3 separate regions of the Homo sapiens genome follow, and all the other regions are linked to region 3. The links are chromatin loops, found by intact Hi-C in ENCODE. Cell type or tissue: PC-3. All regions are shown on one strand.

Region 1 (8,000 bases), 580 kb before region 3:
TCCATAGAAAGGTTGAAAACTGATTGACCATATCAAATTCCATAGGACTCACATAGATTCTCAGACTCCATTGACCATGATGTTGTCCAGCTGCTCTGTGAAGTTCACTAATAATATTTTAAAGGTGTTTTCTTCATCATGAAGCAACAAAGTATGTTTGATGCATAGAAATAATCTGAAGACATCACCAACATTAAGAATACAAAAATTTTTCCAGTGAAAAATCTAAAATGATACCCAATTGGGGATTACATTGTTCACAAAGCATGTTATACAAGTGATGCTTTAGTTTCACAAAGATAAAACATTTGGAGAGAAGCAATGCGCCACCTGAGCAGAACAATCAAGACATATTTTTTGCCCAACTATATACCATAGCATTTTTTATTTGTTACCTCTTCTCAGCTATAGTTGTATTTGTGGACTTAATAGACTGTTACTATTGAGCAAACACAGATCGCAAAGCTCTGCAACATTTCCCACTGATAAAAATTTGTAAATCTATTGCTTAAATATTCTGATTTTTGAATCACATAAGATAAATTTAAGATAAATTGCATTTAAATATGTTGTCGATATTTTACTCTGGCAGGAATGTTAAGTTTATACAAACATTTGTGTTCATCATTTAAAAAATCATTTTGTAAATATTTTTCCTTGCTTGCTCCCATAAAGTATTCATATACATACATAGTCATACACATTGTTATTTACATCAACACACAACACTAAAATTACTATGTCAAAGCATCAAAAAGCCCCATGCTTTATTTATTCGAAAAATATTATTCCTCTGATACATAACTACTTGTGCAAAGTTCTGTCAGTCACAAGAGTTGTTAAATTTTTAAAGATCCCATAATGTGGTAGGCTTTCTCTCAAATTTTCCTTACTTCTTAGAGTTCAATTAAGATTAGAAACAATTATGTAAAGAGTAAGGAAAGCATACCAGAAGTTAGTTATTCCATTTTATTCTGAAAAGATTGCTCCACTGATAGGAGCACGTGCTTACAGGAAAAAACAAATGTCTAGTTTGGGAGCAAAACATGATTTATTTTTTTACAAACCGGCCTGCATGTTCTGTTCATCAATACATGTCCCTACATGTGAAAACCTTTTCCGCATGGTGTATCATTCTGCTCTGGGGGCTCTTTGAAAGTGAGCCTTTCAAGTCCATGCCCCACAGATCCCTGAAGTGTCTGGGAACTAACCCTTTGCTTTTGCCAGAGATTTGAAAATGGAACACTTTGGGGCTATACAACATTGCTGTGTAATTCATTACGGGACAAAGAAATGTCTGGGGTTAGGCAGGCAAGCAACTAATGATCCTTCATTTTGTCCAGAAAAACATCAAGATCGATATGTAGGACATGCAACATTTATGGAATGCTGTATTTTCTTTTCCCTCTAGGTAAGGGAGAAAACGCTGAATGATCTCTTTCTGCTGATGGCTACAACACTCAAACGATTGACACTATTTAACACATGCTTTTGGTCTCTCCTTCTCATCTGCTAGCAGCAATACATGTGACTGATCTTTGTTAACTTCCTGTATACTAGTACTCAATAATTTGATTTTTGGCATGTATATTTAGCTTCATTGATCCAGGGAACCAAAATCTGGGGATAACATTATAATCTAAAATGAACAGAGGTAGTTCTGGGATATGCTAAAAGACATCAATCATCCATGATGTATTCATTTAAAAAAAGATCTTTTATGAATAAATAGGAGGAGCCCAGAGAAATAAAGCGTGTTCCAAAAAGATATCTGTAAAGTTCTCTTCCAACTCACTTATCTGTCAGGAATTAGAACCCAATACCAACATGAATCATATTTAATTAGCAAATTATTCCAACAATGGCTCAAATCGAAATGGGGCAGCAACATAAATGTGGTCAGTGTTACATGTCCTTGCAAATTTCCTTAACTATGAAATTTTTAGAATTTGAAATTCAGAGCAATGTCAACATTTTAGGTTGAAATAGATTTTTTCCTTGTTCTTTTTTAGAAATGACATAGTAGGGGACTTGGAAACTAGATGATCATCTCAGGAAAATAATTAGCTTTGCATCTCCTTTAAGAATAATTGTCATTGTCAACAGTGACAGAAACCAAATGCCATTATATTTGCCCAATAACACAGGCACATTTTCCCCACACTGTGCCTAAACAGAGACGTAGACCGTATGAATATGGCACCAATTGCTCAGTACTTGCTTAGAGTTATATTAAATGTAGGCAACATAGTTTGGCTGTGTCCCCACCCAAATCTCATCTTGAATTCCCATGTGTTGTGGGAGGGACCCAGTGGGAGATAATTGAATCATGGGTGCAGGTCTTTCCGGTGCTGTTCTTGTGATTGTGAATAAGTCTCATGAGATCTGATCATTTTAAAATGGGAAGTTTGCCTGCACAAGCTCTCTTCTCTTGTCTGCCGTCATATGAGACATGCCTTTCACCTTCCACCATGATTGTGAGGCCTCCTCAGCCACGTGGAACTGTAAGTCCAATAAATCTCTTTCTTTCGTAAATTGCCCAGTCTTGGATGTGTCTTTATCAGCAGCATGAAAACAAACTAATACAATAGGGCCCTAGTATGAGAAGAAGATGATTGACATCATATTCAATCTTTCCACAGCTTTCTTAAGACCCGAGGATCTCAGGTCATCATTATTGGATCCCTGTGAGTCCCTCATCTACATGACCTTAAAGCAATGTATTTAAACAATCAATGTGCAGTTCTATAAAACCACAAACTTCTGAATTCAAATATGTCAAATCTTGATAAGGCAGAACACTGAGATTTTTCAAATTTTAAAAATTGTATTTTAGTTTTCAGTGGGTCACACCAATTATAGTTGAGCATATTCACAAGCAAAGACACACTCTCTAAAGTAATGAAAAAGATTCGGAAATTGGCCACTTAAAAAAAGTATAAATATCTGATGCCATAGCTCATAGTGATATCCTACTCCCTGTCTTAAATATGGAATCAAATATTGGTTAAGACATACATTTCTGAAAGTAAGATTTCAGCTATTTCCAGGTAATAAGTAATGAGGACCAATAAAGGCAGACAGCATATACCCAAATTGTAATTATACCTGTTATGACTTAGTAATTATACTCAACAAGGGCAAATTACTACTTTACCTTGCAAAATACCCATATCTTGTATTATATCCTCTTTTCTTCCACACCTAATTTAAGTATCAAAGATTAAATGTCTTTACTTAGCATTTGAAGCCTTTATTCAACTCTAACTTTCAAAGTAATTTATAAATAAGCAGATTCAAGCACTGATGATGATCAATATTCTGTATTTAGTTCTATTATGATGAGTGGAAATCTCAGAAGCATACAGTTGTCTCTCCTAAGAGTTTTATAACTGAACATAATTATTTTGTCTTTCTTGTTCCCGGGAGATAAAAATGAGTGAGAAAACTCATAACCAAGTTCCTGCTATTCACAATGTTTCCATTGGGTGTAGCTATGATATTAGATAGGTTAATATCATAGCCTGCATATTCTGGAAGGATGCCCAGACATTTGGGGATTTGTAGTGACTTTCTTTGTCTTCAGCATTAAATTGTATTAGTCAGCAATATGTTCATTGGGGAAAACCAAATAAAATACTTTCAAATCAATCAGGGCAAGAAGGCTTTCAATACGTCTTTTTGACATACCAATATTTTGAACAAATCAAAAAATTGAGACTTGTGCTAAAACTTGAATCATTCATAATTTCTACACAGTGTGCTCATTTTTATTTTTATATAATTATATAATTTACACCTAGTTTGAACAACTTCTATATAAATAGGTATCCGTTGGATGAAATAGGACAAACAAGAGGAAAGTCCACAAACAATGCAACTCCTTTACTCGATGACGGATTTGAGTAAAGTGTCTTAAAATGTCTGTTTATACAAAAAAAAAAAAAGTATTTCTGCTAAAATGCAAGGGCAGCTAACATGCTGAGATGAAAACTGCTAACTCTTTTCTTAACAACACCATATGTCTCCAATTGGATCATAATGCAGTCAGTTCCCAAGGGAACGTTACACATGGAAGCTAACCAAATCAAGGCACAGTCTTCACTGTATGTTGACTCACTGATTAGCCAGCAATCAGCTACTTTAGGTTTTCAGATTATGCAAGTGTCTGTCTGAAGGGTCTTTCTGCATTCTTGACATCCCCCCTTAAAAAAAGCAAGTCATTACAAAACCCTCCACAAAAATATTTCTCTTTTTGTATATGCTTCCTCTTATCTATAAACTCAATATATTTTAAGGAACTAAAATGCTCAACCTCTGAACTCTCTGATGGGTTTTAAATAGTAGATGCATTATACAGCAAACGGTATTGAAATCAAGCTTAAAAAGATTAAAGTCACATATTGTAAGATGGAAGAAGTCGCCTTAGTCTCCTCTGAGAATAACTGTATATAAAAGACCAACAAATAAACCAAACTGCCTTATTCAGATGAATCTTTACGTAATTTTTCTTAGTTTAATACTTCATTCCATTGTTAATTTTTTATATTGGAATTATATTTAAAACTTTACTTAGTTAATATTAAAACCTTCCACATACACTACTGCCTCAAGTTCTGGCATTTGTAGCTCTGATACACATAATAAATCCAATTATTTCATGTTTAATGCAATTCTTAATAGCATAAAATTAGAACACTTTATAATGTGTATAAAACCTTAGGAATTTTGCCTTGGGAAGTGTGAAATGCCCTGGGATAGTCCAGATTGGGGCTTCTCAAACTAGCTCTGATAAATAGACAGTATTTTCTAAAATTTCCAATTTGTCAGTAACTGATATTTTTGTAAAAGAAAATTATGCACTGAGATTTCATGACATTGTCAAATCGCTATACTAGTTTCTAAATGCTTTCTCTCAGTTTCTGTGCTTTTCTTGTCATGGACTGGTAAGAAATGTTTCAGGGCTGGCATCAATTTGTGGGATTCATTGTGAATATCATTGTTTGGATATTTTGTAACTTGGAAATTGGAATTTTAATATTAATGCTGAGTCATAAAATTCTATCACTTCCAGCACATCATTCTTTAACTATTCTTTGCTATGGTTTTCTTCTAATCCACTTTAGAAAGTTAGCAGCAGAGATTCAAAAAGCAAAAGAAGAATTACCAAAAAGCTTTTGAGAAAGATGAGTTGCTACACAGTATTATTTGAAAATACACATTAAGAAAAGCAAACCCCCCAACTCTGCAGTGATCAACAAGGGCTTTACAATGTACTTATTCTAATAAGAGCAATTTAAGCCTCGGCATCATTCAGTCACTTATTAGTGAATTTCTTACCTGGGATGCCTGGTGGTGTTTTCAGATATTTTCCATTAAAATGTTGAATTACCACTTCACATTTTTCAGTAGACTCCATTCTGGGAAAAAAAGGTAAACCAGAGGTCATATATGGTTGTCAAGAAAAAGAAACTTAAGAAGTAAAGGAAAACAAGAAAGCCATAGAAATACTTGATTTGAGAATTGTACCCTAATTGCCAACTTTTTTCATGAACATGATGACCAGATTGATAAGAGAACATCACAAACTCATTAATGCTTAGAAAGTATTATTCACTCTTTGAAAGGTGTCTATGTGGAGGGCTCTATTCTGAGCACTCGTTCAGAGGTAACCCTGCGGCATTATCTTAATTCACCCAGCAATATTTGGCAATTGAAAGTGTTCAACAAATGTCTGTTGAATGATGAATTAGCAAACCTGATGGGTAAGTCTTTTTATTGTCATTCATATCAATAAGGTCACTGAGGCTTAAACAGATAAACTACCTTTCCAATAAGAGGAAAAGTCAGTATTTGAACTGACATCTGTGCAACAGTAAAGCCTGTGCTATAGCTACTAAGCTATACTGCTGATGGATTTCACAAAAGAGGTTGACAAGATGTGTTTTATTTGCATGGCTTGCAGCCTAAAGGACTGATTGGTATAGTAATGTAGTCGTCAGCATTATGACATTTTTATTGAAAATCCACTTTATGTAAGACATCCAAAGAGTTAGGTGGGGTCCTACATGTTGAAGGAAGGTATAGATACACAAACCTTAGGTTCTATGCTTTCTCAATATTGAATTTTGGACAATATCCTATTTTTTCATACTATCTTATCAATATTCCTAAACTGGTATTCTTGTGCCAAATTTTGGCATCTCACATACAACCTAAAGCATGAACATTTTGAGCCATACCAACATAATTTAAATTTTGGCAATGTTACCATATCTTAAGTACAGTAATATTTGTAGCAGTTTCCAAATAATGGATAATATCTGGCCTTTTTTATTTTATAAAATTGGATGGGGAGGATAATAATTAAGGATTAATTCTGATAAAAGAAAATTAAGTCTTCCAAAGAGTATACTAGAGGCAAAAATACATTTAAGAAACAGCATACACACACATGAAAGAATGTGTATGAAATGTGTGAAATGTGTAAAATGTGTTCAAAAGGCAAAGTTTAATTTTGGATTTTCTGCTGTTATTAATATGAGCTTTCTTGGAATGGTGCCCATCAACTCAAGTTGTAAAACTTTCCTACATCTAAATTTTATGTCCATTTCAGGACCATATTACATGGCCATATTATAGGACCATATTACATGGCAAAGGAAACAAGATACAAAAAAAATATGCTAACAAATGTCAAGTAAGTTATACATATTTATTACAGCTATAAGAATTCAAATGTGAGAGGAATCCCAGAAGTGAGAGAAATGCTGAGAAGAGGCACGGAATCTAGGAGAGGCTTTTGGCGAAGTAATTAGGGCAGGGGGCTGAGCTGGGCAGCTTGGAGGGCGTGCGTCCTTATTACAATGTGGTAGAGAGAGCAAGCATGTGGCTCAGTGGAAGGTTTGCCCGGGAAATTCTTAAAAATTAACTGAGAGAGGAAGTCAGGGCATCTGTATCACTTGTTTAACAAGTTTGAAGATAATATCAGGAACGAGTTCCAGTTTTGAGCTATAATTATTCTCTGACAAAGTTTTGTTTTCAGATGTACATTCTTATGAAGCATGTGATGAGAGTGCATCTTTCTGTATCGATGGATATGACAAATCTCTACCGCCAAGCAGGGCTAAATTTACAGGAATGAGGCCTATGTCTTCACACACAGCCCCACACTTAGAACAACCCTGCACTTGGTTTAAAGTTCTGCTGTTGCCACCTTGAACTTCTTAACAGTGTTTTAACAAAGGGATCTACATTGTCATATTTCACCCTAATTTAAGTAGCTGATCCTGCTATGACAAGAGAGTGTAGGAAACTAACTTAACATTAACGCTCAGTATGTATATCATCAGGTGACCCAATGGATCCACATAAGTATTATTTTGAAAAAAAAAGTCTTCAGAATGAATCAATTTGATGTCCAAATAAAAAGAAAACTCTTTATGCAATTTTAATAGATAAAAATAAAAACAAAAACAGCATTTTGTTTACTACTCACTCACAAGTTCCCCTATATCAGAAGATGTTTGGATAAGAAAGGCAAGCGGAATCTTTCCTCATTCTAAATATTTAGGAACAGCTAAGTACAATTTTCCTAACTCTTTCAAGTTTCCTTTCCAGTGGAACCTTTTACTGTAAGTCTTTCAATTTTTTTATCTTTTTTTTTTTTTAAGTAGAAAATTTCCATTTCCAGGAAGAAAAGAATTCTAACTCTGTTCTTTCTCTCTTCCCACAGGATCCACTATTGTCTCTTTGGGAAAATAACCTTCTCTCCTAGCAGAGACATGAATGGGAGAGGAAATGTAAGCCCTTAATTACTACAGATGTTACTTTATGGAATTTTTATTCCAGGAGAGCTACAAAATGCAAAGTTTATGCCTCAGAGCCCCCTCCCTGTTCAATCTCTCTCTGGGTACTCATCTGGATAAAAGGCAGTTAAGAATCTAAAGCTTGCTTGCAAGAGTCCTACAAATCAAATCCTTTGTCTTAAAATGGCATGG
Region 2 (8,000 bases), 250 kb before region 3:
TTACCGTGTAAAACAAAGTGCTTGTTTCTCAAGAGATACTACTGTGTTAGAGATATAACGAATATGACAACAGATAAGAAATAAAACAAAAATTTGTTTTTTAAAATTTTCTTTTTAAGGATAATTTTTAACTGTACCTTATTCTCAATCATATGATTAAACAATGTGTATATACCATACTACTGCCAATTTTCAGATAAAAAGCTTTCATTTTTATTATGCCAAATACACAGATATGCTCTGTGTGTTTTTTCACCAACAGTTTCTTATTGTGTGCCCCTAAAAGTCAAAGATTGCAAAGAGAAATCTGTGAAAAAACAAAATTCAGCAAACACCATTCAACGAGTCCAACTTACTTAAATTAGACATAGAATTAGCAGATTTGGTGGAACACTGTGATCTGTTTGACAGCTGAAACCTGACGGCTCAGGCAAAAATAAACAGTTTTTTTTTTTTGTCTCAGCAGCAATATTGAGTGAGTAAGCAAAGTATTGATCCTTATTTGTTTCTTTTGATTCAAGTTATCCTGAGGCTTCCCTTCAAAACTCTCCTTGGGATCTACACAATAAAAGAGCTTCATATTCAGAACCTTCCTTCTTTCACCTCAGTGGCACAACATTGGATGTAGCATCTAAGATAAAATGCTGTTTCCTGTATCTCCCAATATAAACTCAAACTCTACCTTAGAACAAGTTTTATGATGTAAGTCCAATAAAATCATTTTTATATTACTGATGAATTTGGGCTTCATTCTGTCATTAAATATTTATCAGTTACCACTTAAAAATCTGGAAGTGTACTAGGTACTAGGGGTAAAAAAATGAATTGAATAAATCTATTGTCCTCAAAAGTTTTCGGTTAAGGATACAGTACAGATTGGTAGGGAGTAGGGAGGGAAGGAAACAGACAGGAAAAGAAAGAAAGAGGAGTTACTGAAATGGAACAAGATAGAAATTGAGATAGTGACAGAGACAGAGATAGATGGAGATGATAGAGGAAACCAGAAGATCAAGGGAGGAATGTTAGGAAAGATGACTATTTTGGTATAGATGGAGCAAAAAAAAAAAAAAAAAAAAAAAAGGCATATATTTCCGCTTGAAAGAATTGTTGAGTGATGAAGAAAGGACCACTTCAAATGGCTTTTAGCTTGTACTTGTCTACAAAGACTTTCCTGCTCAAGTTTTCCAATGACCTCGATGTTGCCAAACCCAAATGTAACTTCTCTCTCCCTATATTTCTTGACTTCTCAGCAAGTATTCAACACATTTCATCATTCTGTTTTCTTTAAATACTTTCTTCTTTCAGCTGCTGTGGTATAGCACACTCCTGCACTCCTGGTTGTCCTTTACCATACTGATTGTTCCTTTATAAACTTCTTTCTTGGTTTCTCATTCTCTTAGAACCTCAGAATTCAAGTTGTGTGAACATTTTCTTTTATTGTTATACACACTCCCTATGTATGGATCATGGTTAAGAGATGGGGCTCTTAAACAAAACTTATTAATTTAAAGCCTGGATTTGCTAATTACCAGCTGTGTGACCTTGGGAAAGTCACTTAACTTCTTCATGTCATTGGTTTTTCACCTATAAAATGGGAATTGGCATGACATCTAAATGAGTTAACATATGTAATATGAAGTACTCACGTGCAAAATACTTAGAACAGTCTGTAGTACATATTAGATACCACACTATTGTCTCATCAATATGGATTTAAAAGCCATTTATAATGCTTATGGCTCCCATTTTATATCCTTTACTTTTTCACTTTGAAAACTAGAATCAGATATTAAACTCCCAATGCAAAGCTCATTTTAGATGTATAATACAGTCTCAAAAATAACAAGACTAAGAAGAGCTCTTGATTTCTGTCCACCCAAAGTTGCACTTTCCACAATCCTTTTCATTTTCTGAAATGGCTCCATATTCGCTCCAGCTAAGAGTTAAGGAGTCATCCCTCAAGATGCTCAAGCTAAGAGTTAAGGCGTTATCCCTAATTTCTCTTTCTCTTAACCCTTTTGTCATATGCCATTCATGAGTAAATGCTATCAAAACTATCTCCAAAATATATTCCAAATTCATCCCACTTAACCTCCTCTACCATTGTGATCTTATTCCAAGCCATCACCACCTCCTTCCTGTACTTCCACAAAAGCCTCCTTGCTCGTCTTCTTGCTTCTTCTCTTGTACTCCTCTAAAATCTATTCTTTGCAGAAGAATACATAACCTTTCTTACGTTCCTTGTATACAACAAGCTCATTTCTTTCTTCAAGCTTTGGCCAAATTCTTACATATGTCTGTAATGCATTATTTCTGAATATTATCTGCCTGACTCCTTCCTGCAAATGAAGTCTCACATTAAAGAGAACACATAGTCTAGAGTAACCTCCTAGTCATTACTTACAACCTGCTTTTCATGACATTTACATATTCTAATGTTTTTTAATTATTTATTCATATATCATTTTTATCCATTAGAATGCAAATTATATGGAAAAACTTACCAATCCTTAAGATATCTGCAGTGCTTGGTACACAGATGACAATCAATAAGTACGTTTGAATAAATGAGTAAAAAGACCATGGCAGTACTGAAGCAGACGAGCTATTGGGTATCATAAATATCAAACAGTTGAGGTCTTGGAAATTGATTCTAGACTGGGGAAAAGAGTTACCCCAAGATTTTTTATTTGGACCACTATTCACATAGAGAATAGTGGGATCCCTTAAAGAAGGGATAAGTCCAAGAATAACCCTCTTTGGACAATGAATTTGATAGCTCTTGGGTTACAAAACTGGAATTGTCTAGGGAATAATGAGATATGGATCCAGAACTAAACAAATAGTTGATGGTGGACAATATAGAATTATTAGTCATTAGAATAGCTGATGTTGTTTGTGTAATAAAGAGCAGACAGTTTATAGAGTGAAAAGAGGGGTCCAATCTCCAGAAAACTCCAAAATATTCAAGAGACAGGTAGAAGAAGAGAAAGTAGAAAGAATAATCTCCAAAAGGTAAGAGGAAATCCAGGCAAAAGGAATTTACCATCCATAGGAGAAGAAAGGAGGGGTCAACAGGGTCAAGTAACAGAGAGCTTAATTAAAATAAGGACTAAAAAGGGTCAGCTGTATTTATCAATTAAAAAATCACTGGACAAATAGAAAACCAGGATGCCATCTGAACTTGCCAGAGTCCCGCCCTTAAAACTCAAGTCCCTCAAATTTTCAGGCATTCAGCATGAGATCTGCCTAGAATTCCACCTCTCTGAGCTCCAGATGTTTACTCAGCACATCCAGAAAGAGTTGATCACATCTTTTTACATCTCCATCTTTTTTGTGCTACCATCAAGATCGTAAACTAAGTCAATTGGTCCTCTCAATGATTTTTTTATTTTTATTTTTCTCTTCTCTGTTCCAAAGATAGATATGGAAAAATATCATCGGCTATCAGGAATTTAAGTATATTTTTAAATTGATCATGAGATATGTAAACATTCAGCAGAAAATTCTTCAAAGTAATAAAAACAATAATAAATGAGTGATCAATGAATCAGTGGGACAATAATTTCTAGGATGCCCCCAAAACACTAGGAGATGTAAATTATTTTTTAAGACTCACTGGACTTTTGTTCACTAAACTATAGTCGGCAAAAAAATGTAAGTATATATAGAAATTTAATCATATGAGTCAAAATAGGAAGAGTTTCTTGCTTAATCATCAATTAAATGCAAACATTATTAAAAAGTAGAATGTTGAATAAATGTTTGACTTTTGGAAATTATATAAAGCAGGAAAGTAAGATTCTTCCAAGGACATCCTTGAAAACACTTCTAGAGGCATATTCCAGGGCTTTATTATCCATGTGCCTAATCTAAAATGTCAGTTTGTTATCAGAAAATCAAATTCATCCCCAAATTTTCACAATAATATTCATTTTTAATACTTCTGGATAATTGAAAGCACAGTGGTAGGTCCCATGAAATTGCTAGAGCCTATGAAAGTCAGAGTAAGAGAGCTAAAACAGGGGATTAAATTATGTTTTCCGATTTGTGTGAGCATCATTAAGTCTAAAAGTTCTCAATCTTTGCTACATACTAGAATTATCTGAGCAGGCTTTAAAAAATCCCAAAATCCAGGTTGACCCATACTGGTTAAATCAGAACACTTGAGGTCCAAACCTATTTTCTGAAGGTCCCTAAGGGATTCTCACGAGTAGTCATGGAACTGAGAACCTATGATTTATGCCACCCTTATTCTCATTATATGAATGTTTCAGTGATTACGAATATCGGCTTTGAAGTCAGATCCAGATTTTGAATCCTGGTGGCTATGGTGGCTGCATAAATTTGAACAAGTTTCTTAACCCTTTTGAGTATCAGTTTAAAGAAAGTATTATTCCCACTTCATAGGGAAGTTTTGAACATTAAATAATTTAAAAACTTAGTAGAGTATGAGGCATGTAATATACAATAACTGTGTTAATGTAAATATATAAATATAACAACCTATTATTAATGACAATTATTTAGTACTAATCAAATACTATGTCTAGTTTACAGCAGATGCTTGGCAAACATAATTTTGCCCAAATCTGAATGAATATACGTAACCCATTGTCAAATCTCTGCTGAATCAAGGAATTCCAACATCGTGTTTTGGGTCTTTAAAGCACTCTCTCATTTAAAATACACAAAGGCAGGGTTTAAAGATTCCAGTATTCACTTCCTGCTCACACCTGCCACCACATAGATTTATGACATCTCAAAAGCAGCTGCGTAATTTGAGTCTGACTTGCAGAAGACAGCTACTAATAAATTTCCTAGGGTCTTATTAGAGGAAACTTTTAAATCTTCAATGACACAGTAAGAAAGAACTCTAAAAATTTCCAGTCACATTTTTCTTATTTACTTGTTTACCCTGGAGTGCATGATGACTTGTTTTCCTTTAGTTGTATCTGAACAGTCTGACAGATTATTGTGACAAGGTTACTTTTAAACTGATAAAAGGTTTGATTGTGTCGGTGCATTTGTCAAAACTGTCTGACACCATGTATAATGGACTCTGCGCTCGGAGCCTGGATGGCACTTGAGTCTGGCTCTTACTATTCAGCGTTCAGCACGCACTATAATGAGACATCCAACAGGGTTGTGTAAAAGTCCGGGAGATTAGCTTGGGCAGACCCTTCGGCTCTCCAGCGCAAACACTTCTATTTCGTTCCTCTGGCTTTTCATTGTGGGTGTTTCCCCTCTCTTTTTAAATGTTAAAGTGACATTCAGAGTTTCATTTTAAAGGGGGAAATGCTAGGGTGTCATGACTTGAGCAAAGAAAACATTTACGGAGAAAAGTGTGGGGGCAGGGCAGTTGACTTTCCTGCTCTTCTGGTAAGGACTGGAAATATGTATGTACCTACCCAAGAGTTTCCCTCTATTTTCCTGCATTCTGTTTCAAGTGGCCTTAGCAGCGGCATGTTTACTTTATAATAGAAAAACAATGCACTCTGTTCCTTCACAATATTTTAATTAACTCCATAGCAGTCAATCACAGGAAAGTGGGGGCAATTGGCTGGGGCTTCCTGAGAACATTGTATTAAATCAAATTTATAAGCCACAAAATGGTTAGATAAAATATGTTGTAGATGTGGAAAATATAAATACAATAATGATTTTTTTCCATTGTAAATGCTACCCATTATGATGCACGTTTGATTTTATTTTTTAGGAACAATTTAAATGTGTTTCCAGGGCATATTCAGAATCATAAAATAGAAGTTACCAATTTCTTGGAAGGACAAAATATAACTTATATGTAAAAAATCATTACACTACAAATATTTTATCTGGCTCAAAAAAGTTACAATGCTCTCTCTCTCTTTCTTAAACCAAATCTATCTTCTCCGACTTCCGTCTGGTCTTCCTGAGATAAGCATAAAGGATATATATGATCCAAGTGTTCTGTCAGTAGTCTTCAACTGATCATCCATCCATGAGTAAATCTGTATAATCAGTTGGATTCCTAGTTTTTATTACATTGCCTTTAGTGCTTTTAATATTACAGCCATTTAATTGTTTAACAGTATATTGATGACCCGTTCAAGACTGGGTAAGAAAAAGGGGGGAGGGATAGCATTAGGAGATATACCTAATGCTAAATGACGAGTTAATGGGTGCAGCACACCAGCATGGCACATGTATGCATGTGTAACTAACCTGCACATTGTGCACATGTACCCTAAAACTTAAAGTATAATAATAATAAAAATAAATAAATAAATAAAAAGAGATTAACTAAAAATCAACTCATTTGGGTTCTATTCTGTGCTACTTTGCTGTTTCTTTTGAAGTTCATTTGGTTAATTGTTCCCATGTCCCTGCTTTTTAACGGAAAAAAGAATGCATATGACAAAATCTTTCACCACACATAATTTTTCTACCACCACTAATATTACTTCTCACACCCTCTTCTCTGAACAAAAAGCATTCTTCTTTCAGCTTTTCAACTATTCCTACTCTAATTGTTCCTTGATCTCAGAGGATCACTTCTCCGTACTCTGCAGCTGGAGTTACCTATTTGAAACAAAAATATAGCTATGCGAACTTCCTGTTTATGACAATTCAATGATTTCCTCCATTGTTCTTAAGATAAATCAAGCTTCTAACATCATCTCCAAAGGAATCATCTTGTCCTTTCGTGTTTTCTAGCTCATTTTGCCCCACACTTTACCTCTTTCTCTCTGCTATAGTCACGTGGCTTTTTCTTAGCCCTTTGTCCTTGGCATGCCCCCTCCAGCCCTTGGCTCTGCACACAATGTTTCCTTTACCTGGCTGCTCTTCCACTTTTTTCTAGATTAGTTAAATCTATTTATCCTTCTAATCTTAGCTCAATTGTCACTTCCTCAGAGATACCTTTGCTAATCGCCCTAACTAGGTCTAATCTTGTGCTAAAAAATCTGTTAGTATCATGCTCCTCTCTCTTTTGCACTTACAGTTGCAATTTTTTATCAGATCATATATTTAATTGATGCCCATTTTCCCTAGTAGAATATAATATTTCTCCTTTATCTAAATTTACTCACCACTGACTCCTCACCACAGGCATGCAGGATATAATCTGTAAATATTTCTTGATTGAGAACAAAATAAAGTTCCTTAAGGTGTCTCAAGAAAAAGACATTACAAGGTTTTTAACTATACTATTTTCTACGCTACGCACAGTATAATGTATTCATCCAAAACATAGGTACAACTAGATTTTTCCATAGAGTAAAATCATTCTTTATATTTATTGTTCTTCAGTCTTATCTTCTTTTCTTTGATTTTACTTGTGATCTGAACATAGAAGTTTTGATGATGAATGTGAATAGAATTCCTCAATAAGAATTTGCTCTCAGATTATATATTTAGAAATAATGCAATTTCTTTTTCTTTAATACAATTTTCTTACCGTTCATTAGCATTAACATGGATATAATATACTAATACCAGAAAATCCAATATGTCTATGCCTTTTTAAAAAAAGACAATATGCTGTTTTGTGTATCTGTTTTCTATTATTTTATTACAATGGATATTAGCAAATATTGCATTTCCTATAAGGAATATTAACTCTAAAAGTGCTTATAATTTCATAGAAATAAATATGGAAAATGAATCTTGATGGCAAGTTCATTTAAATCTACTAAAATTATCTGTTGTGTGAGTGAAATTATTTTAAAGTGTGAGATGAGGTACAGGAATGGAAAGTGATTTTAATCTTTAGAAGACTGTTAATGTAAAATGGTAACAAGCACTGTGAGAGGCCAACACTACGAGAGAGAGAGAGAGAGAGAGAGAGAGAGAGAGAAACAAGCAAGGTTTTACAAATGACCTGCATTGGTCTCTTACCAAAGGTTTTTTCAGCCATCAGGTCATACCCATGAAGCTGAATAAATTCTGACTGTGCCCCTGCCAACACTGCACGAGGGGATTGGAGAAAGATACAAAAGGTAATCTTGAGTAAGTCT
Region 3 (8,000 bases):
GAGTAGATTTTAAGTGTTTTCACCATAAAAAATAAGTATATGAGGTAATACATTTATTAATTAGCTTGATTTAGCCATTTCACAACTTATACATATTTTAAAACATGACGATATACACCATAAATGTATATAATTTTTATTTGGAAATTAAAAATTTTATTTAAAATGTTTCTAAAAATTGTAGCACAAGGTAAAATCCCCTGCTTTCTTCCTACCTTCTTGGAGCACTGTACTATATAAATGAAAGGTTTAGAGTTGTAGGTTTCATCTCGTTTCAAAGAGACGTGACATCACCAACACACAGAGGATGGCAAAGAGGAAAGGCAGAACGAGCCTGTCTCTTAGATGATGTTGATCAACTGCTGCACCAAATGTAGACATAGTTATTGTTCCAGTTACTATTGCTGAAAAATAAACTATCCCAGGTTTAGCAGCTTAAAACTACCGCCATTTTGTTATGATCACTGTTTCTGTGGGAGAGAAACTTAGGTAGGACACAATGGGAAGGATTTATCTCTGCTCTCTCATTCCTAGGACTTTAGATGGGAAGACACCGATACCTGAAAGTGGCTCAGACAGTTAGATAATGTAATCATCTGGAGAGTCATTCATACTCATGTCTGGTACCTCAAGAAGTAGGCCCAAGAAACTATTGCCCAGAGAACCTACATGTGGTCTCTCCATGTGGCTTGGGGCTTCCTCATTGCATGGTGATTGGAAGAGTGTGGTGACAGTGTCCAGAGAGAATGCATTCAGAAGCTAAGCTTTTCAAGAAAACCACATAGAAGCTGCATAGCTTTTTCAAAGCTAAAATCACACTGCATCACTTCTACCACATTCTATCAATTAGAAGTGAGATACAAAGGCCAGCCAGTTTCAAGAACAGGGCTATGAGACCCCATTTCTTGGTTGGGAAATGGCAATATCGTATTGCAGACAGAAATGTGGAATGCGTGGTGTTATTGCAGCCATCTTTGACAAATATAAATGTGCACCCCTACATCCAGGCTTTTTATTAAGGCAGTTAATATAAACCTTACCATTAGAAGCCACTGTCAGTTGGATGTTCTGTTATGAGTAGCAAAATAATTTTAATTGATAAAGTTTGTTAACCCACCTTAAATGAAGTCAACCATGTTATTATCTGCCTTGTCTATTTAGTCTTGGAGATTTATGTTAGGGGAAAAAATTATAGGCTTAGATGTGCTATACAATGAAAGAGATACAGGTGTGCAGAGTATTTATTCTCTTGGCCTTTGGGAAAATTGAGCAGAGTTGGGGGCAGCAAGAGTTGTGAATTCTGAGCAGCTCCTTTCACTAAAAGTGGCCTCCATGATGTAAAAAAGGAAGCTTAGGAAAACTACCATTGAGCCAAGGTCTTCAAACTGTTCACATATGCCTAGAAGAATTTTGAAAAATTACATGCCCTGTATCCCATTTCTCAGTTATCTAAAAATCTCATTAAAAGTTTAAATAATTGCAAAAGATGTAAGTTAAAGACTTTCCTTCTCCCTTAGTACAGAGATACATACATGGCTGGAAAAGACTAGAAGCCCCATTGGTTTATGGTACCTGATTAATCATTACATGAGGCATCTCCTTTGTTGGTGCTCCCTGGAGAGATTTTAAACCCTGAAGCAGTGAAGCACAGTAAGATTTATGTGCAAGGAATATGCCTTTTTTTTGTAAAGGAGTGTGGTAGGGAGACCATATAATATAACTTCTAAACCTAAACACTTTTTAGAGTTAAAGGGGATATCATTAATAACTATACTAGGAAATAAGCATAAACTAGGAAAACTGGGGAATATGTTGACCTTAGCTATTGTAATACTGGTGAGTTTTCAGGCAAATCAGTTTACAAAAGAGAATTCACAGTATCTGGAGATCTGTTCATTATCTTTTGAAAACTGTCTATTGTCAGTACTTTTTGAAAAGTTTTCCATAGCTCCAAGAGTCTAGGTAGACCTATTATTAAGCTAGTATAGAGAAATACTAATTGTTAAAGTGTTGACACACTTCCACACATTAGTAAATAGAATAAAAGTAATTGGAATAACCAATGAAAATTAATAATCTAAATCCCAGCATTTGTGTATCATTTCAGAAACTATGAACAAGTAAGCTGTGATTCCAAGATATCTTTCTGGCTCAGGCATTGGAGCGCAGAGATAGAGGACCTGTGACAGAGGATTTGCTATTTATTTGCAAAGTTGGTAGGTCTTTGATGCATAAAGGTCCTCATATAGAAGAAAGGAGACTTCAACCTCTTCCTATCTTTTCTATACACTTCAAAAACAAAAAATCAAAAACAAAAAACGCATGTCCCTATCCATGGGGAAAAGCATGGTCTGGGCTGAGGAAGCAGCTATTCAGGCTATTAGGTGCCAGGGATATAGGCAGTTGCCATAGACATACACAGAAAATGCCTTTACTGTGGGCTAATGTCCCTTCTGGTAGGTTTGGGAACCCTTGTTTCATTTGACAACCTAATTCTTGGTGAAAGGCAGTTGTCTCTGAGGCTTGTAAACAAGTTTCTAGGGAGGGAATCTCCTGGAAACCTATTTAATGACTAAAGGAGAGACTCTTTCAGCAAGACAGTACTAGGTCTGCACCCTTCCCCTTTCAGATCTTTTTTTTTTTTTTTTTTTTGAAAGAGAAAATTAGTACAGCCCTCCCACTTTTCCTCTCCTTTGTGCCTGCTATTTTCTGAAGGGATAGACAAAGGCTTAGAAGAAGCCTCTACTACCTGCAGGCAGCATGAACCTCTGAGCACCTGCTCAGAGGTTTTCTTTACCTCTTTCTATTTTCTTTACCTCTTTCTGCTTTGTCTCCCTTATTAAGTGGGCTACACTTGGGCACTGTCTCCTCATTAGCCTCAGTGGGGTGAAAAGTCATATTGTACTTCCTCACTGGAAAAGGAAAAAAAAAAAAAAAAAAGAAGGTACACAGGCTCCTGGCCTCAGCACCTAGGATCAGATCGTTACTATCTACTTTCCATCTCTTTCTAATTCCCTTCTTTTTCTCCACGTCCCTAGGATCATTTAAATTATAAATTTCAAATGTGAGAAAAGAAAGGAGCAAGAGAGGAGTAGATGCAGGGAGACCAGAGAGCTAGTATGAAGGCAGAAAATGAATCCTCTTCCTTTTAATTAACATTATCCTCATATAATGGTTCTCAATTAATAGAAAGTTGTTGGAAATTCGATGTTATTCCATGTTAAGTGATGTTAAGTCATGAAGCAGATAGAGTTATCATTTAGCTAGTAACAGAAGTGTCAAATGACAGATCACACCAACACACTAGTCCATATACTATTTGGAAACTTGTGGAATGATTTTTGGAATAAAATGTACTACAAATAATATCACTATATAAATTCACTTATATATTAGTAGTTTCCTTGGATAATAAAAGGTATTTCCGTATTTAATATGTGGCTAAAAAGTTGTAATATTTCATTACTTGAATATTTTGAATATTACTTTTTGCCACTTCTTGAATATTATCCAAGCTGGTGAGGGCATTCTAGATGCCTGGAAATTCTAGTGCAGTGAATAAAACATTAGTAGAGCTTTAGTAATCCTGTCTTTTTATTTTCTTTTAAGATATGTATTGGAGTAGTTACCAAGGGGATAGTTAACACTGACGTCATTTTAGAAGTGGAAATACAGTGGATTTCTGGAAAATCAAACTTATATTTGTGAGTTTCAATAATTTTGAATTGCCACAGGGATTTCATCCTCTATCACTCAAAGAATCCCTCTCATATTATCTCCCTCAGTAAGATAAGCCTCATTAATTTCAAGAAGCCCCAAATACTTACCTAATGACTCAGAAATTAGTCATTGAGTCACGGAATATTATGATCAGTGTAAGGTGAATAATGGTTCACCAGGATGTCTATGACCTAATCCCCAGAACCTGTGAGTATGACTTTATATGGCAAAATAAAATTTGCAGATGTGACTAACTTAAAAATATTTAGACAGGGAGATTATCCTGGATTAGCCAGGTGGCCCCTTAAATGAAATAACAAGTGAGCTTGTAAAAGGGAAGCAGAGAGAGATTTGACTATAGATAGGGAAGGTGATCTGAAGATGGAGCAGAGATAGATGTGAAGATGCTATGCTGCTGGCCTTGAAGATGAAGAAGGGCCTATGAGCCAAGATATGCAATAAATATAGCTCTGGAAGCTGGAAAAGGCCAAGAAATAGATTCTCCTCTGGAGCCTCGTGAGGGAGCACAGCCTTACCAACACCTTGATTTCAGCTCAGTGAAACTCATTTCAGCCTTCCAACCTCCAGAACTATAAAAGATAGACATGTTGTTTTTAGCTCAATGTCAGCGGTAATTTGTTACAGCAGTCATAGGAAACTAATACAGTGATGTACAAAAGAGCTCTGAGAAAATCCTTACTTGGTCAGGGAGAGGCCTAACTGCATTCTGAGATAAAATCTAGATTAAATCCTAGAATAAAATCTCAAGGTTACCAATTTCAAGTTAACTAACCACACATTCATGGGATATCAGGATTCCTCAGAAGCAGGGGAATAGAGGCAAAGGGGAAGCCTTTGAGTCACATATACTTACTACACAAATACCACATTGGCTGACACCCTTGTAACTCCAGGATATCCAGTTAAAAAACTGGAAATCTTCAATCAAACTAGTGACTTGGAGAAAAGGACATGAGTTTCACAAGGCAGGCAGAGGATTTATAGCTCCATTAAAGGCTACTAAATTATGTGACTCAAGAAAATCACTGGGAATCTATTCAGACAAGAATTCCATTTCTGTGGTTTTAACCACGAAACCACTGTGGATCTTAGACTGCATAGCAACTATGGAATCCACTCTCACATTTTGAAGCCCCAAATATTTCTCTTGAAAAATGGACTCAAGTAAAAACTATGAAATAGTCAACATTTTTGCATGTTGTCTTCCAAACCCAGCCCTCAAAGTCTCCCTATATTGAACCTCTGATGTATTTTTAGATTATATAATTCCTTTCACAAAGCAGTAGCAGAGTTAAATGAGCACTGATCTGTGAGTCAAGAGTTTAATGCCATCTGTTCAGGCATGGAAAGAAAATTTGAAAGAAAGTTATAATGTTGGGATAATGAAAGAATTCCAAGTAGGCTTTAAAGTTGATCCTCAGAGTGTCCTTGAAATCAGAAGTGTGAAGCCCATGACTATTTCTTAAGGATTTTCTAATCTTTTACTTCTACTTTTCTTACTTGACTCACTTGACTCACAGCAGCGAGACAAAAGAAAGTATCAGCTGCTGGGCCTTAAAGCACAAAAAGTAGCTAGATAACCTGTAATTTTCCTAGTGGTTTCTAAGACATGATAGCACCTATTGTTTCCTCCTACCCCCAGACCTAAAATCAAGTATCCTATAAATGCAAATATTTCTCTAAAGAGTAACATGAACATCTAAACTAAATTATTAGCAAGGGTTCTTTCTGAGATATAATCATGTAACTGTCCTTGGCATGTAAATAAAGACACAGTGATTCAATGTCAAGGGGCAATATAATACAATGGATAAGAATACTAGTGGGAGGCTAGACAGCCAATGTTTGAATCTCAGGCCCCACTTCTGGTCGTGTAACTTAAGAAAAGATACTTAATTTTTCTGAACTTCATTTCACTAACCCTTAAAATGATAATAATAGTACCTACCTCCTAGGACTGTTCTGAAAAAAGTGTGTGTGTGTGTGTGTGTGTGTGTGTGTGTGTGTGAAATTCATGTAAAAGTACTTAGTACAGAGCTTGGAAAACATTAAGTGCTCAATTAATGTCAGCTACTTTTAGATGACCTTGAAGCCAATAAGAATATGAATTGAAATACTTTATTAAATTACAATTTGTCATCTTCTGGCTTGACAAATAACTACTCAAGAAGAAACTAATGAGACATACTAGATATGAAACTGGTTACTAAAGAAAAATTTATGCAAAATAAATGCAACTTGGTTTTTCATTATAAATACAGGTTCCATATATTTTGAACACCAAATAGGTCAAAGGATATTACAAGAAAATGTATTTTTTTGCAGTCACACATATGTGTGTGTAATACTCTCCTAATTTGACTCTGTGCTTTACTTCCTATTACTCCACCAGAAATTTTCCACTTAGCAGTCAGACTGAGTCCTAAAAAAATTATGTCATGTTATTTCCTTGCTTAAAACACTCTGATAGTTTTCCATCGCAGTTAAATAAAATATAAACTCCTTACTTGGTATGACAAAGTGCTACTTTTCAATCTGAATAAAGTGGTCCCTGTCTCTCTCTCTCTGACTTTATCTCTCTATTCTCTCCTAAGTTCCAATGACTTTCTCCCTGTGTAGGGAACCAGGCTCACTGCTGCCTCAGATCCTTCACACTAGCTGTTTCCTCTGCTTATAATGCTCATCCTCCCAAACTCTGACTAGTTACATCTCTTTTTCATTCAGATCTCAGATAAAACCCGGCCTCCTGAATGAGGACTTGGTGGACCACACAATCACAAGTAGCCACCCAGTTATTCTCTGTTACTTCTATTTATTTTAAGTCTCTGTGTAGAATTTATTTTGCTTAGCATATAACACTGTGGTATAATTTTCTCTCTTGTTTGCTTCTTTGTATTTATATTTTTTTTATATAATAACCAACTTCCCCATTCCCTAGAATAGAAGTTCCATAAGAGCAAGACTTGGTCTTGTTCACTCTTGGATTTCTTTCACCTAGAAAAATACCGAACATATTAAATGGTTAATAATGCTTAATAAGTATTTGTTAAAAGATAAATGAAAAGAAAATATGGTTATTGAGGTCCAAGTAATTTCAAAACTGTTGTCAACACTATCCTTGTGCATATATCCTGTACATGTCCGATTAAATGCCAAAAGTTTAATTATTGAGTCAAAAGTATGTGCAATTTTGATAGTTATTTCCAAATTGCCTATGAAAAAAGTCATACTAATTTACATTTTAAGTGAATTCCTCGAGTCTTCTTTTAAGTGAAATTATGACATGATATTTGAGACACATTCTCTCAACTTAGAAGCACTGTGTACTTTATAGTTCCATAACCTTAAAATGCCAGCAGGATAGCTGAAGTACAGAAGTCTACAATAGGTCTTCTGAATGAAATGGCTGCAGAATCCATGTCTACTGTGACTCACCAATTAGACGATTTGCTACGAGAGGCATATGTGATTCACTTTCAAAGGTCTTTCATTTTCTAGGAATCCTGTGCGTGGGTTCTTAGCAGTAAAGAGAGATCTTACTAATCAACATTAATCATGACGTTTTTCAAGTATACAAAAGGTAATTTGCAATCAAAGAAAAATTTTACTCCATAAGAATTGAATCAAAACAGAAAAACATATTGGTGAAATACGTACCCTACTCTAAAAGGTCTTCAAATTCCATGAGTTCATTTTTCCCTTATTAGAGGTTTATTTCCCTTGCCCTTTGAGTCATCTATGCCAACAACCTCAGATATCTGTGTAATAGTAACTGAAAAACACCCTACTGATGAATCGATTTCTACATATTTATGTCTGTATAAATATGTCAACGAGGCCACTGATGAAAGTGGGGGCATCCATGATCCCCCCCCGCCACTGGCTTCTTATGTCATTTTGAAAGACATCCTGTCTCAGCACAAAAGCAACCAACTAAATTCATAAGCAACAGTCAAAAGGAAACCAGAAGAATAAAACCAGAGATACATGTGCATCCAGTCTCCACACCAACACTACATCACTTAGAAATAACTTTTAGTGCAATATCAGTTTTCAGCAAAAATCATCCAAACATGTTACTTAAACACTTAAAAGACTTTTTAAATTCTTATCTCTTTTACTCAAGAGCAGCAAATTCTTACCTTAGAAGCATTATATCATTAGAAAAAAAGCCCAATTAATAGATACCCACGCTAGATTGAAAATGTAACTGCATAAATCATCCAATTTTCAAAATACAGAAAAATAAGGTACTTACA

Evidence for each region. Peaks named below come from ENCODE experiments on the same cell type or tissue, not always from the same donor. Only the 100,000 strongest peaks of a DNase experiment are listed, where the experiment ranks them.
Region 1: it touches region 3 in a loop (8-fold over the local background); 4 of 110 quality-filtered maps call a loop at or near these places.
Region 2: a loop joins it to region 3, with 3 times the contacts of the local background. A loop is called at or near these places in 2 of 110 quality-filtered maps.

What each region holds. Positions count from the first base shown.
Region 1 is chr3:29,760,330-29,768,329 of GRCh38, reverse strand. RBMS3 (RNA binding motif single stranded interacting protein 3) reads right to left here. Exons shown (of 15, transcript NM_001003793.3): 6 at 5,341-5,420. Among named protein-coding and RNA genes, the nearest start is that of RBMS3-AS2, 120 kb to the right of the region's middle. In PC-3, a CTCF peak has its summit at 3,483; a DNase peak (open chromatin) is centred at 3,539.
Region 2 is chr3:29,437,869-29,445,868 of GRCh38, reverse strand. All of the region lies in intron 2 of RBMS3 (RNA binding motif single stranded interacting protein 3), which reads right to left. Among named protein-coding and RNA genes, the nearest start is that of RBMS3, 160 kb to the right of the region's middle. In PC-3, no CTCF peak of the experiment used is centred here; no DNase peak of the experiment used is centred here; H3K4me3 peaks cover 918 bases.
Region 3 is chr3:29,183,129-29,191,128 of GRCh38, reverse strand. No RefSeq gene overlaps it. Among named protein-coding and RNA genes, the nearest start is that of RBMS3-AS3, 94 kb to the left of the region's middle. In PC-3, no CTCF peak of the experiment used is centred here; DNase peaks (open chromatin) are centred at 3,898 and 4,688; H3K27ac peaks cover 4,121 bases.